Regions from separate parts of the Homo sapiens genome. Here region 1 is linked to region 2. A link is a loop called in an ENCODE intact Hi-C map of the cell type or tissue named here. Cell type or tissue: endothelial cell of umbilical vein. All regions are shown on one strand.

Region 1 (8,000 bases), 310 kb before region 2:
CTAAAGAACTATCTCGGCCATTGAATATTAATTCATACTGAAGCTCCAGTATTCAAATATAAAAATTATAGCCAAAATGTATGGTTCCACGTGCTTCATATGTTTAACAGTGCACAAGGACTTACATCGTATTTTTATTGCCGATCTCTGACTGTGACAAACTGATTCAATTGTTTTGGTATGTTACATGTGAATGAATTAACTGATGTGACAGTTAATAAGGTCACTTTATCATAGGAGAGAAAATCCTGCAGATTTACTATCATTAACTACTTGTATTGTTAAAATAATTAACTGATTTAATTCTATTTCTAATAAATTGAGTGAAATACATGTAAGTCTCCTCTTCCTAATAGATATAAGATATAGGTATTCATATATTGGCAAAAGTGTTATACAATGCAAAACCACATAGTTATAAATGTCAAATAAGCATAGCAGGGAGATTTAAGAATGCCACAAATAAAATGTAAGCCTGACTTGTACATGCATGAATTTGAGCAGAGAAACATGTTACTGACTACTAATTCACTATTATTTCCAAGCTACCTAAGGGATCTTAGTTCAAAAGCAAATGAAATGTGTTAAAAAGAGGACTGTGGTGGTAGGTAGATATATTTCCATTATGCATGTGTTGGATGGGTCAATTACAAATAAAGAAAGTAGACCATGCAAAGAATATGACTGTAACAGTTTTTCTTTTTTAACGGTAATTTTGACCTAAAACAAATATTGATCATATATAATAATGCTCATTCGCTTCTTCTGCAGTGCATTACCTGTTTAAAGGGGTGTACAATTATCTGGATACATAATATTCTTATAAATTGCCAGTTCCTGTAGTTTCTAACATATAGTTATTCAAATACGGGACGAAGCCCTTTATAGTTCAAAAATTACACACCCTTTCTCCACGTGGTCCTCTATCTCCGGCTGGGCCCTACAGGAAAGATACAAACAGGACAATAATAAATGCCTAAGAAGTAATTTCCAGTGAACAAACAAATCATTCTTGATAATAATTAGTTGGTAAGACTGATGTAACTACAATGTTATTAGATAGCATATAAAAAATTGACACAATGCAATAGATAAAAGTATATATTTTAATTGTAATTATACGTAATTTTTTTTCAGCTGGAGGATTGGAAGCTGCTATAGTCTTCAGCTATTAGGTCAATACTATGCATAGCATTTTGAATAAGATGATAACTGTAGATTAAATGATCATTTTGTTACATTTTTAACAGCACATTTATATAGTCAAAGCCCTTTAAAATAAACTTTTTTTACTCCCTATAATTAACATAATATGCCTTCCATCTCCAGAATAAAAACAAGTCTTTTTTTTTCCTTTTGTATGTAAATCACCAGTTTGTATCACATAAATGTAATTACAGATGATTCCAGAAGATAATTAAACTTTGTTATCTTAAACATCAAAGCTACTTTATTTTATGCTTTAGCTAATGTATATTCATATGAACAAAATTTTGATAAAGTATTTTCCTTCTATAGTCTACTATAAATTTAGTTAAATTATGTTATCCCTGATAATTTTAGATATTTATGGAGAAGTAGTGTACTCTTACCTTTCTTACAGTTTCCTAGAAAAGAATAAATCAAAGATTATTATGAAGAAAATTGTATATATATATTTAAAAACAGCTTCCATTTTGGTGTAGTATACAAATATACCTTCACAATTCATTACATTATGCATTTACTATTATCTCAGTTTAATATTTCAAACTACAATTTAAAATTTTACCAACATGTCAAATAAAAATATGTACCTACAGAACAAAAAATACATAGCAATACGTACCTGTACTTATGCCTCAAATTCAACTCATGAGCTAAGAATGTGTTAACAATAAGTGCTTTTGCAAATAATTCCAAAGGAGTGAAAAGATTCTCTAGCTCAGTGAAATCTTCTGCTTCATAGAAGCTGATCCTAAAACTCAAACTTCTATTGGATTATTTACTCTATATTTCTTATGAATATTTTATAAACCTAGTCTTATTCAGTAGCCCCGCCTATTTTGGAAAATTGGGTGGGTACTTTCTAAGGCAGCCAGAAAGGTTTTGACTATCATAATTCTTCACAATTTTCTTGGGAATCTAGGATGGTCAATATTAATGTAACTTCTTCCCTTCCAAGAGAAGACATCACTGTAGCCAAGGGAATCAAAGTATTTTTAAAAATTCTAAAAAAAGTTTTACTCACCTCTTGTAAAGCTGTAGAAAAAAAAAAGAAAAAGTAGGAAACAATTATTAGTATCACTTCATGGATCAATAGCAATAATTAACAAATAGAGAAACAAGTTTATAGAATTGAATTACCTAATTAAGGACCAATTATATTTTTTTAAGAATATTTTAATGACCTAGAAATTATGCAGGTCAAAAGTATGGCAGGGATCAGCAGGGTGATTTGTTTGCAATATTAATATGTAAATGTATTTTGAATTAAATTATTAATTATTTACTATTTTATAACTGTTGTGAAATATTAATGTGTCTGAAGGATATTTTGAATGCTTAGCAATTAAGCTGGTAAAGTGCACAGATGAATCGCTGAATGTAAGACTAGTAGATTGATGAGGAAATAATTTATGATTTTGATCATTTTTAATACCTAAATATCGAAAAAAGGTAAAATTTAGGAAAGTATGTTACCTTAAAATTCTATATTGAATTTGTTTTTTATGAAACATTGAAGCTGACTTACTTTTTTATAAAACATTGAAGTTACCTAGTACTTCATTGAGTTTGTACCATTCTTAATATCCTTTTTCAAAAGGTCTAATTTGCACATTATTAACTATGAAAATGGATTAATTCAGACATCTGAATTTTGCTTTAAATTAGTTCACTTAAATTAGGTAAGATCATTTTACCAATATGTATCATTTTTGTCTCGGAGAAAGAGTTTTGTATAAATGGAAAAACCGGATTAAAGATCTTGAAAAATAATAGAAAAAATAAACAAAAGTACTATCCCCCCTTTTGCCATAATTGTTATAAGTCCTTAAAGAGTGAATTCTTCTCCTACGGTACAAAAATTATAGGTTAATACAGGATACAAGTGTGGCCAAGCTTGCAGTAGGATGAATCACCCCAAAAATTGCTTTAATTAGGTGGCCAAGAAGTGCGTTATTTGAAGTGAGAACATCTGTTGCAACAGTCACAATTTAGGAGGGTGGACCACATCCAGCACTGACATTTAAGGGCAATTTACGAGAATTACTGTTAAATTACAAGAATGATATGTTTACTTCATTGTGTCCATCAGTAGGAAGAATAATTATGCCTGACTTGATTAACGGAAGTCCTTATGATTTTGGAAATTTGCCTTTTAATTACTCAGACATGGACCATTTTGAAGAATGTGTGTTTGATAACATTTATTCCAGACTGTGGTTGGCTGTTGATCAGAAGGTAAGTTGCCTTTGTACCTTCAAATTTCCCTAAGTCTGCCTTCATTTTATTCTCTAGGAGCCGACTCTTTCCTCCCACTCTCAAGATCTCATTAAAAATATGAACTCGGTAATGTGAATTTGTTCACTGCAATTACTCCTTAGTATCCACAGTATGTATACTAAAAGTGAATGAAGGGGGAAGAGACACACAGACACACAGACACACACACACACACACACACACACACAAGCACACAAATGCATTAGAAATTATGCAGTGGTAGACACCGTGCTGTGTGGGTGGAACAACTTTTTGGAGTACTGGGTGTGGTCAGACAATACCATCCCCCATCTAGTCAATATCTTTGTCTAGCACTTTGGCAGCCATTTTCAAGATGAAAACGGACTGATCTTCTTCATTCTCTGTTGACATGAAAGTCTGGCCATGGAACCTAGAGCTGGAAAGTGGCCTTGGGGTCCCTTTAATCTCTGTCTCACATTTTAGAAAAGGCCGTTTGACTTGCCCAAAGTCACGCAGCAAATTGGTGTCAGACTCATGGGAAAAACCCCGGTCTCTTGAGTCTCATCTCAATGTTGATATTTCTCAACTTGCTGCGTTCATAATGTTTGCTTATCACTGGGAACATGTCAAAGGGGTAATTCTCAGGCTCAAACAAAATTTAGAGCAGATTTGAGTTAAAAAATGTTACCATTTCCATGACTAGAAAGTGAATTGAGACACTTATATTACTTTTCAGAATGTACCCACTCCAAGTAGCATCCATTCTTCTTTCCAGGGTTCACTGACTAGCCACTGGGAAAGGCTCCAACCAGAAATGCTGATCATTAATCTGTATAAATCCGTAGAAGCTTTAATTGGGATTCCATCTGCTTAAGGCCCTGTCCCCTGTACTTTCATTTTCCTTCCTCCAGAGGGCGCCTTATAACCATCATCATATCAGCATCGTCATCCTCCTCCTCCGGACAAGCCTTACAATGCCCAGAAGATAAAAGCTCTTAGGAGGTGAGTTTTACATTACTCAGTTGAAGGGCTTTCTAACGCAGGCCTCAAGTTTTACAAGGTGGACATCAGTGCGGTTATGGGGCCTGTGGGGTGCAGGCCCTTGACTTCCTCCACCACATTGGTCGTTAATATCTCATCCTTAGGGAAAAAGACCTTCCGCTCCCTTTGGGGGTTACTAAGCTGAGGAGCCAGACCGAGTTAACTGTCTCACTCTGAACTTAGAGGAAAAGTTCCCTAACTTTTGGCAAGGCTTTTATGTTTTCATTTTTTAAAGTAATTTCCATGTTTCTTATCAATTCCGGCGTTTTCCCACATGCCTGAGAGTCTGCCCTCCAAGTGTACCTGGAATTCAGGTTACAGGTTTTCCTTTTCAGGGCAGGGTGCCCTCCCATCTAACCTCTCTACCCAGTCTCCCCCAAACAAGCTGAAGGCACTTACATTGGCATGTTGCTAGGCATAAGGTTACTGCAAGCAGCAACAAAGTCCGCGTATCCACAAAGCTGAGCATGTCTAGCACTTAGACATGCAGACTCCTTGTGTCGCAGAGCCCCTGGGTCACCGGCGGAGGTATCACCTGGCGGGCGCGGGCATGCAGTCGTGGCCAGTACCTCCAACTTAGCCGAAACCTCCTGCTGCCGTGGTGCTAAAATAATAAAGCCCGGATCTGCCCTATTTATACGGCAAAAGTTTCCCTGGCCCTAGGGTGCCTCCAAAAGGGCCTCCACCAATGGGAGGGCTGGGGCTGGGGGCCCGGGCAGCCACAGCTGGGAGGAGCCTGCGGGGGCGCAGAGGAGGGAGCGAATGGGGGAAGGGACGTGGCCACGGGGCTGGCTTCTTAAATTGGTTCCATTCTTTTTGAGGACGTGGACACTTTTGAGGCTTTCAAGGGGAAACTCTGACTCGTTGTCTGCATACCTCCGCCCTCCGCATCCTCCCGCCCTCCCCCGCCCTTTCCAAGTTTGGAAACACTATGGGACACGTCGGAGTGCTCTGCAGCCCCGACATGGGCAGAATTTGCAGATCTCCGGCGATCAAAGCAGGAGCTGTCCAGTCCCGCCTCACCTGTGCCCTGTAGGCCACTTGTAGGGTGGAGGGCTCCAGCGGGAGCGGAGGGGGCAGAGAAGGAGGGAGGGAAGACTCGATAGCGTGGCGCAGCCGGAGCCCGCCTCCCCGCCCCTCCACCCCTGCACCCCGCCCCCAGCCCCGTCCAGCTTTTCTCTAGCTTTGGGGCTCGTGTGCGCCCACTGTTTCAGCAGTGATGCACTCTCTTTGTCTTATGACTTCGGGAAAGGGCGGGTCCTGTCTGTGGAGGGCTGGGTTGCAGTCGGAGGGCGCCTTTTGTTGGCAGGTGGGCTGGGGAGCAGGCTCGAGGCTGCTTGGCACCCGGCTACAGGGAGGATAGGCTTTGCGAACTCTAGACTAGACCGAGTCACCTGGGGAAGTCCTTCGACCTCCTAGCTTGCCTTTGCTGAGGCTCATTCCAAAGAGGGTCTTTTGGGGGATGGTCTGGCACTCCGACACGACTCCAACCGACCTGGAGACCGAGAACTTATTTCTCAGTCTCTCCTTTCTGAGGCTGCGGTGGGGGATCTTTCATGGTTTCCAGTCTCCCCTCCCCTTCTCCATGGGCTCCTTGTCTGGATTTACCAGTTCTACCCTGAGCCTGGACCCTTCAACCCTCCCGTGAGCCCCCCGGTCCCTCTTGACCTTGCTGCTTACTCTCTGTCCCATCTCTTACAGCCACACCCAAGCACCTCCCCTAGCACATCCAGAGGCCCTTCTGATTCGAGCTTGGGGTCTTCGTAGTCTTCGCTGGTAACACCCCAAGCAGTGCGCCCACCAACGTGGATGTTAACTCTCTCCCCAGCACCCAACTTCCCTCTTCTCTGGCCGCCTCCATCCAACCCTCCACTCCCTACTAGGGAGAGGAGGAACTGGTACTTTGACCCTGAGGTGGGAGGCCAAAGGTCCTGTGCCTTTTTCTAAAGCCTCTTGGGATGGCATTCCAGGCCCTAGGTTTGAAAGGCTGTGTGTGTGTGTGTGCGCGCGCGCGCGTGTGCGTGTGTGTGTGTGTGTGTGTGTGTGTGTCAGGCCTCTCCTCTACTTGCCTAAGGTCCCCATGAGGCAGCGGGGGCCTAGTTAGAGTGCTGCTCTATCCCAGAAGTCATCGCAAAGGGGGCATCTTTAGGTCAGTTCTGTCTCTAAGAAACAGAAGCAAGTGGGCTGTAGTTCCCTGAGAATCTTTTTCCCTTCCTTCCCCCCACCCCCTCCCCGCTTTTTTTGCTTTGCCTTAAGGAAGAATTTCTGCAGAAGTTAACTCCATCAGCAGCTTCTGTAAATAAAAGGGACTATTCTAAAGCAGGTTACTCTTTCTAAATGTAAAAGAAGAAAAAAAGGTTAATGCAAGTAAAAGTGGATAACCAAAAACTATAATAAACTCTTGTTTTATTCTAATTAAAGGCACTCACTTGGGAGACCACTTTGGATGATTTTTTGAAGTAACTGGGAGTGAAAGAATTTGAAAGGGTTACTGGTCATTCCTAGAAGGGGGTTTACAGGGAGCAATCCACATTCAAATTTTTTTCTAACTAGGCAACAATGTTTGAAGTTTTCTAGGTTCTAGGAACAACAACAACAAAAGACCTGAGGTTGAATTGTATATTCCAAGAACATTTTTAACATTTCCCTGAAATATCACCGTTACAGAACTAACAAAAAACTTTTAAAGTGGAAATCATTTTTATCAGGAAAGAAAAACTTCAATACTACATCATAACAAATTTTTTTCTGCATATCAGAAGAGTGAGAAATGATTTCTAAGAATCATTGTTACCACTGTGCTGAATTACCTTTGCAGGGCATATGTGTGTATTTGTCCTGTGTTGCTGAGAGTCAGAGACTAATTCTGAGCAAAATGACTCAGGGTGGTAATGCAACAGATTTATGAAAGAAACCCTCCAAATACCCTTCAGTGAGGTTATCTGATAACGCTTCTGGGGTCAAGTTGGCTCAATCATTGGATTTGCAATAGATATCCCAAGTTTTAAACATTTCATTGTAGGTTTTGTTGTTGTTGTCAAAATAGTTTAAAACATAGAATGTTTTTAGAAGTGTGATTATAATTTCTCTTTTAGCCAAAAAAGAAAAATCCTCAGCAAGTTTTTGAGAATTAGAGGACTGTAAATTGAAGCAGACATCTATAAACTTAGAGGGAAAACGTCTCTGCTAAAGGCAGCAGAGTGAACTGATAACTTGAAAAGCATTCCTGGAAACTGATGCAAATACCAAATGCCGCTGTGCTCCCTCCCTGCTGATGTGGCAGGGTTTGAAGCAGGCAGCCGTCAGCATTTGGTGGGAGGCCCTGGACCTAGAAACAAAAAATGAAAGTGGAGAAAACCAAACAAGAATCTTTCTTTCTTAAAGTGAGAATCAAGTTCTAATTGCAGCTGTTTTTCCATATAACTTGGGGGAAAATAGTTGATTAGGTGTTTGTTTTAAAGGAGGAATTTTTAGTGGTCAGTTAGATCTCTGTTAAATATTTTTGTGACTCC
Region 2 (8,000 bases):
ATTTTCCTGCCTCCATATTTTTTGAAGCAAGTTACCAGGCTTTGTGGTTCGTGTAGTCCTTGCAGCCAGAAATTTGAGTAGGATGAAAGACAGAAGAATCCCAAAGCACATTGTTGGAAAGGTTTTATCAGTTGAGATTTTGCTAGGAGGATGATAGGAGAGAAAGCCTTTGAGGGGGCAAAGGATGTGAGACAGGGCTCATTCCTCTGAGCCAAGGGGCATCTCAGGAGGTAGATCTTGGCGCCTTGGTTCAGAGCATTAGCTTAAGATTCTCTTACTTACATGGGTAGGGACACAGCGAGTCAGGGAACTTCGAAAGGACCAGAGTAGGCAACAGCCATCAGGAATCAGTAGCAGCCGGGATATCAGCAGCTCATCCCCTCCAGGTACCACAGAAATCTTTGAGATTCTGCCATAACCAAGGGGAAAGAGCCTGTCACAACTGATACAAAACTCCTACTGCTCTGAAGGATGATACAAGGTGAAGAGTTCATGCACACTCAAGTTTGTGGACCAAAATTTGTACCTGCTAAATACATGAGAGTCTTGGCCTTAAAAGCAATACCTTGGGCTGAAGGGGATCGGGGAGAGGTCAAACCACCTAAGTTTCTGCCTTTAGTTTTTGGCAGAGCTTCTAGAATATAACTAAATTTTTAGTACACACTCAGTTCAAGATATTTAGTACATTACTTTATCTTTATAGTGTCCCTATAAGGTAAGAACTCATTTTATTATCCTTATATAGATGAGACCAGACCAGTCAACTTGGTGAAGTCACTCAAAAAGTATACGGGGAAGCTGGCTTCAACCCTAGGCAGACATGCCGAAAGCTTATTTCCTTAACTTTATTCCTGTGTTCCCTCCCTATAATCTTTATTCTATGCCCTACTAGTGAAACATACACACTAATAAGCCACAGGATAGGAAGGCTGTCAGCAGAGGACTTATTCTATTACTTTTCCTCCTTGATAATGTGAAAAACTCTGATGAAAAAGGGCTGAACAAATTCAAATCCTCACTATACCAAACTTCCTTTTAGAGATAACTGGAAGAGAAGCATCTCCACTATTACCCAACTTGCTCTTCTGGTGTATCTCTGCACATTTTTTCCTTCTCTGACAACTGGAAATTTTTCTCTGCCAAAGACTACCTGCCATTTACATTCATTCATTGTGCTCTGATAAAAGGACATCATAGCTTTAAAGTGACAATTCCACCAAAATAACCTTCAAAGAAACCATCCCAAATCAAATGCATATAGATCTCTGTCTCCCTGCTCCTTATCTTAAAATGAATATTTGAGAAGAAAATCCTTTTGCTACATATTCCCTGGGAAGGAAAATGGATTGCACTTTCCATACTTGAGGCAGGATTTTTGATAAACTTTGAGATATTTTGGTACTTTATGCACCTGTCACTTTCTTCTGCCATGGTAGTTTTGTTTTCTGACAACTCGTATATTGATATTAAGAGGCCAGTGGGAAGGTGACCTAAATAGGGAAAGAATTTCCTAAATGGTACTTGTGTTGAGGAGCGGCTTCTCCATAAACCCAGTTCATGGTGGAGGCCTTAGGAATAAAAGGGCCCTAAAACTTTCCTGGTGCTCAATTCTGTATTCCTCTGTCTCCATACAATGCAGTTGAGAAAATCTGTATGAGCTGGAGATTGGATAGAATAACCTGTCCATTTTGCTGTATTCAGGAACAGAGAGAAAGGGAGACAGAATGGATGCCTCAACGTAGAATTACAGAAACGTTAGTAGCTTAGTAATTAATGGTGAGATTTTGGGAGTTTTATTACCAGTTTATATTATTTTTTAGGATTCACATTTTTCTAAAGTGGGTATCTATCATTCATATTAATAATTTACAAGCAAAAAATGAATAAGATACATAGAAATAGCCTTATAGGACATCTGCAAAGAAAGGGAAAACTATATAACTCTAGCTTGAAAGTATCCCTCATTACCAACTAAAATGGTACAAAATGTTCTGTCAACCACAGGCAATGCCTCTGAGAACCTTGGAATGGAGAAAGGGAACAATGTCATCTGCACTCAGTCATGGAGGAAACAGCTGGACAAGTCAGCACAGGGCGGAGGTGACCGGTGGAGGCGACTAGGACTTCTTCAGGTACCTGGAGATCACTGAACGCTGGCCTTCCAGACCCCTTTACACCAAGTGCGCTATCCTGAGGGAAATGGCCTGCCTGAAAGGGACTAAATGAGTTTGGCCTTCATGCTCAGAGAGGCACAGCAGAAAGTGTAGGAGGAGATCAGGGTCTTTTGCTGTTTGCTGTCTCTCTACTACCAATCTCTGAAATGCCTTTCTTTAAAAAAAAGAAAATGAAATATCTTTATTGGCTTGGATTTTTCTAATGACAGAAAAGAGAAGTGAGGAGACAAGATTGGGAATTGAGGTCAGAGAAGCATCCGTGGGTAGACGTTGCATTGTGAGGCGACGTCGGGGATCTACTGATTAGCCGGTCTGGCTGCCGCTCTCCATCCACACAGGGCATTTGGCCACCCATTCCTGCTGATTAAGGGGCAGTGTCCTGGCAGCTTCTGATAGATAACTTGGTTGTTTTGTTATAAGGAGCTTTATTTCCTCAGGATGAATTATGAAGATTTTTCTTTTTGTTGTTTCAAAATAGGGCTGTCTTATCTGAGAATGTGTTAATTAAAGTTATCATGTATTACCTTGTTTCTAGTCCTACACATTTGATATGAACAAATTACTGTTTACAAGACAGCTTCCTGTACTTAGAATAGCAGCTGTTGTTACTCCACCAAGAAGAGCTGCCCAGAGGGGCTAGGGCATGAGGAATAGGTTTGGAGACAGGAAGAATAAAGGAATGTTCAGATCTAGCTCGAGGGCAGGCGGGACACTTGTGGTGGGATGGTTGGGTCCACTTCGCTTTCTGTTTTGCCTCCTAACCAATCTGATGTTATCTACTCACGGACCTCCATTTTCCTGGTGCACTCTTTTGGCTGGCCCTCCTGCTAAATCTCTTTGCTGGCTGAACCTTAGCCTTCCCTAGCCACAAGCCAATGAGAAAATCACTACCTCTATCTCACTAGGTTGGAGCGTAGCACTTTGGGAATGGAAGCAACAAGTCCTAACCTCACAGTCAGTCAGGCATTCAACTCAAATACATGATCATTTATTCAGGAGGCATCTGCTGTGTGCAATGGCTTTGGGACAGCACAGAGAGAGATGCAAAGATGGAAACACTGTCTCTACCCCAGTGTAGTTTAGGACCTGTCTTGGGAAGAAAGCAATTGTTTCCAATAACAGTAGTAAGAACAGCAAGAGAGATGCAGTGATGTAGAATGGGAAGGAGATTCAGAGCATTCTTGAGTGAGCTGCTAATTGGAGGGCTGAGGGGATTGTGACTTCATCCTTTGCATCCAGGTGCTGCTGGCGTGTCTGGTGCACAGTGGGTGCTCTGCAGTGTTTGCCAAGCCATTATTGAGAAGGGGTATCCAATGGTGTGCATACCCCTTCGAAAGGGCTTACTAGTCATGTGAGGTGCTACTAGAGAGACAAGTTAAGGTTTTGAATGAGAGATGAGAGTTGGAAGAATATTCTAGTGGAAAAAAAGAATATGAGAAACAGTTCAGAAACATGGAATCCCTGCTCAACTTCCTCTGCTCACTGCCCCCGGCCACTTCATCCAGGGATGTTGAGGACAGATTTCTCTACAGGTAATTGGAAGCAAGACTTACTTGGAGAAAATAGTTTCATTGGTCTCTTGTCTCTGACAGTACTCACAAAGCCTCCTTGCTTGTTTGCTTCCTTCCCTTAATCCCATTCTTTCATTCCGAACCTTTCTACGTCTCCCTTAAGTCCTATTTTCTTTTTCCCTTGTTCTGAGCTCCCATCACCATCTTTATCCCCTGTCAACCAAGGAGACAGGGCACAGGTGCAGTTACCAGGTCACCAAGCTAAACAAAGGGCTTTAGAGTTGGTCTTTTTTGTGACTGTCCTGCCTCCCTCTAGGTATTTATCTCTTTTCTGTGGGTAGCATAACAGAAGCTCAGAGAGTTGATGTGCCTGCAGCATGACATAAGTGGAAGTCACAAACATTCATTTTCCACTTCTTTATTTTGCCTTCTGAGTCATGGTGCCTCTGCATAATTTAAACCTTTTCTCTCCCCACTGCCTTAACCCCTGAAAATCTGCAACAAGTTCACATGCATCCTTAATTCTCCACTCTAGAATTTCAAATGGAAGTTTTAAACAATGTTTTGGCTTCTTGTGAAATCTGAGAATCCAGTGTATGTCCTTGGTCTTACAATAAAAGGCTGGTAAAAGTCCTTTTTTTTTTTTTAACTTCCTCTTTCTCTACTCTATTGTCCAGTTTTGGCTTTCCTATTTTCCCTCATCTTTGTAAAATTGCCTTCCAGATGTCTCTTCAAATGACTTGACAGCAGCCCTGTTATCTTCTAAGAGCCTAAAAGCACTTTGGCTGCTTTAGAAAAATGTGTTTGTTTTTTCTTCTTATTAGGCAGCATCTGAAGTCTCTCTGAAAACACAAGAAAAGAATATACAGAGAACCTCCCAGAAACTGCAAGTCCCATGGAAATTAAGGCCATTAGTGTTTTGTATAATAAACAGTCACCTTTGCATTTAAAATGGACTATTTTGTTTTGGATATAGGTGGAGTAGGATATAAATGTATACTTCCTTGCTTCTTAGTTTATCATAGGAATCTAAGAAAAGAACTAAGGATAAGAGAAAAGGAGGAAAAAAAGACAGCTCTGCTGCTTTTATCTCAGGTTATTTCAGAAAAAACAAAATGATAACCCTGCAAAATTCTCAGCACTCTTCACTTTGGTTCCACCGCTTTCAGTGGGTGACTTGTCTGGAAAGGAATCTCTTTTAGCCTTCCTGGCTAATGAGCCATGGCAGATAATGCCACAAGGTGTCACTATTGCTAAAATCGCTCTCCACCTACAGGATCGATTGCGGTTATGGTTATGTGAATGTGAATTAGATTTCACTTTTGTTTCTAAATAGGCTCCCTGGGAGAGGTACTTTTTGACTGGCAGTGTTCGCTGCCTCCTTCACTCCAAACAAACAAACTATGGCTTTGGCTAAATTATCTAGTGAAGCTCAGATTTCTAATATAGAATTGAGTAGGAGATAATTTCTGTCTTTCCGGGTAGAAAACCTTGGTATAGCTGAGTTTCAGATGCAGCACTTAGTAGGTACGCAACAAAAGTTAGCTCCCCTAACTTAAAAGCGAGGAATGGAGTTGGAAAGTGTGCATGGGGAAGAGGGTGGTAACTTTTTGAGGCCCCTTTCTTTCTTTTTCTTTTTTTTTAAATTGGATTTCAAAGCTGCAAAAATATCAAACACAGAGGTCTGGTTGTTGTTAACAGCTATGCCATAAAAAAATGTTTAGGAAAAGCTAAATACTATAGCTTCCTCTTACATAATCACCGTATTAAAGTCTCTAAGAGGTCCTGCTATAAAGAAATCTACTTAATTTTCTTTACAGTTTCTCAAGTTTCTTTGAGCAAAGAACATATGTGTATATATATGTGTGTATATACACATACACACACATTTGTGTGCATATACATGTGTAATATATTTATATATGTGTGTGTGTGTATAATTATTATTAACATCTAAATTGAAAAACTTTAGTCTTGTTTAATTTTTGATGTACGTATGAGAAAATAGAAACCTAGACAGTAAGGTTTGGTTCACAAAACACATGTCTTATTTTAGAACCACTACTGTGTTAGAACTGGCTTGTACCAGCTCACAAGAGCCAGCTATGCTCTTCTCTTCCCAATTCTGTGTTTGATGATGTCAGGTTGATAGCTTGAAATCAGCCACTGTGGGAATATTTACACCACAGAAATCAGCAAACACTACAAACCATTTTTTCTTTTTTTCAAGAGAGTAGGTTTACCAGTATGCTACTGTTAGAATCTAGCTGTTCAGATTCCCAATACTACATTCCTGTGATTTTTCAGTTTCTAAGGCACTTTGAAAATAGTTTGGCAAAGAAATGACAAAAACTCCTACTACTGTTCTACTATATGTAAACATGTGTGTGGGGGGTATAATATATATGATGCCTATATATCATCTATAATATATGTCATTGCAGGGAGAAGCAGAATATTTCCCTCATATACTAGGAGATATTTCCATTTTCCAGCTGGGTTCTAACTGGCCAGACCACAGTCAGTCAAATTTTAAGATGGAGAAGGAATGTTTGCTAACTCTTCAGTATCTCTTTTAGCTCAACTCTGATTTCTGGGTAGCTTCAGGGGCCAGATCAAATCAGTGGCTCTATCCATCCCACAGCTGGCTTAAGATGGCTTATTTTATAGACCCATGGAAGGCAGGGGTTCAGTGACTTCCAGGTGTTTCCCATCTGTTCTAAAAATAACTTTTTCTTTCTTGAACCCATCTGTCTATCTACTCTATCTATCTATCTATCTATCTATCTATCTATCTATCTATCTATCTATGTATCTATCATCTATCTATCTATCTATCTATCTATCTATCTATCTATCTATCTAGTTTATCATAGGAATCCAAGAAGAGGTATCCAATGGTATGGCTTTAACCAGATAGACCAATCACTAGACTATATATATATATATATACACACACACACACACATATATATATATTCAATATATTAACTCCTCATCACTGATATATATTAATCAATATATATCCCTCACTGGAATACCTGCTCCATGCCAAACACTACATTAGCTATTTCTCATCCCCAGTTTAAGTCTTATAGAGAAAACTGAAGTACAATGAAGTTGAATAACATTTCCCCAGTCACACCACTCACAACCGTCTGCCAGACTTTAAATGCTATGACCCTTCCCTTGAGCCATTTAGCCTTCCTTCTGTATAGAGAAAGAGGGGCAGAAATGATCTGCCTGGCAAGGATATTCTTGGACAAGAAAATATACCAGAACCAAGGAAGAAACCACTCTTTTGGAGAGGCTTCTATCAACTCTCTAAACTCACATTTCCCTAAAATAGGAGGTTGGAAATGGAGAAGTTCCATGCCTTGTGGGGGAATATTACAAAAATATGTTGGGAGACATAGAGAGATTGCTGCAGTTGATTGTTGGGTTCCGGACAGAGAAAATCTAGAGAAAACTAGAAGGTTAAAGTAGTTTTTGCAAACAAGTTTGGGTGTTAAGCCAGAATGACAAGCTTCTTCATGCTTCTTGGGAAATGGCTTCAAATCATTCATCAGTGTTTCAGTCATGACAACATTAACAAAGGCTCTGTAATTTGCAGTGCGATTGCAAACAGAAAACATAAAAAGCACATAACCTGTGGGCTGTGGCATTGGCCCTATCCCGTGGGGCTACTGGGTTGTTTGTGGGTGCTGTGGAGGCTCAGTGCCCAGGTATAAGAGAGTTGGAGACACTGGTCTGTCCTTTGCTTATGCCTCCAGCTCCACTCTTAGTGGCAGTGGTTATGAGAACCCAGAATTGCAATAAGACCAGCTAGGAATCCCTGGCAGTGATGAAGAGGACCTGACCACTCCAGCTGCATAGTTTTTATTATTATTATTATTGGTTTGCAGGATAAAGCTCTGGAGCTATGAAATCACTTTTGCATTCAGGCTTGGATATTCAATTTGTGTTCGCTATGGTCTACTGGTGAACTTCACACAGGTTTTTCATCTTGAAGAGTTTATATATTTTATTGATAAATTTGAATTCAATGCTACAAAATTTGAACTTGAAATCATATCCTATGCCACTATTTATGACTCAGATCAGAAAGGTGCCACTTCTCTACGACAGAGTTCAGTCACTCATGGTCAAGCTTCCAGAATCAAGCCTTCATCATTTGAGCATGGATGAATTGAATATCTTTTTAAGCACATTGTATGTTGGTTTTATAAACTGGTTGCCTGTGTCAAAAGATCCCTGTACTGAATAGTATGCTGTAGTGGAAAGGTCAGTAATGTAATCTGTCATGATCACAACT

The links. Peaks named below come from ENCODE experiments on the same cell type or tissue, not always from the same donor. Only the 100,000 strongest peaks of a DNase experiment are listed, where the experiment ranks them.
Region 1: a loop joins it to region 2, with 3 times the contacts of the local background. A loop is called at or near these places in 8 of 110 quality-filtered maps.

What each region holds. Positions count from the first base shown.
Region 1 is chr7:94,391,989-94,399,988 of GRCh38, reverse strand. COL1A2 (collagen type I alpha 2 chain) reads right to left here and starts at 5,094. Exons shown (of 52, transcript NM_000089.4): 1 at 4,888-5,094; 2 at 2,231-2,241; 3 at 1,593-1,607; 4 at 905-940. The coding sequence starts at 4,957. It overlaps COL1A2-AS1 (COL1A2 antisense RNA 1), which reads left to right and starts at 7,797. Exons shown (of 6, transcript NR_147206.1): 1 at 7,797-7,871. In endothelial cell of umbilical vein, a CTCF peak has its summit at 4,341 (motif pointing right); a DNase peak (open chromatin) is centred at 4,398; H3K4me3 peaks cover 2,370 bases.
Region 2 is chr7:94,084,875-94,092,874 of GRCh38, reverse strand. It overlaps LOC124901812 (a long non-coding RNA gene), which reads left to right and starts at 3,074. Exons shown (of 2, transcript XR_007060642.1): 1 at 3,074-3,706; 2 at 4,510-4,637. In endothelial cell of umbilical vein, a CTCF peak has its summit at 4,925 (motif pointing right); a DNase peak (open chromatin) is centred at 4,924; H3K27me3 peaks cover 521 bases.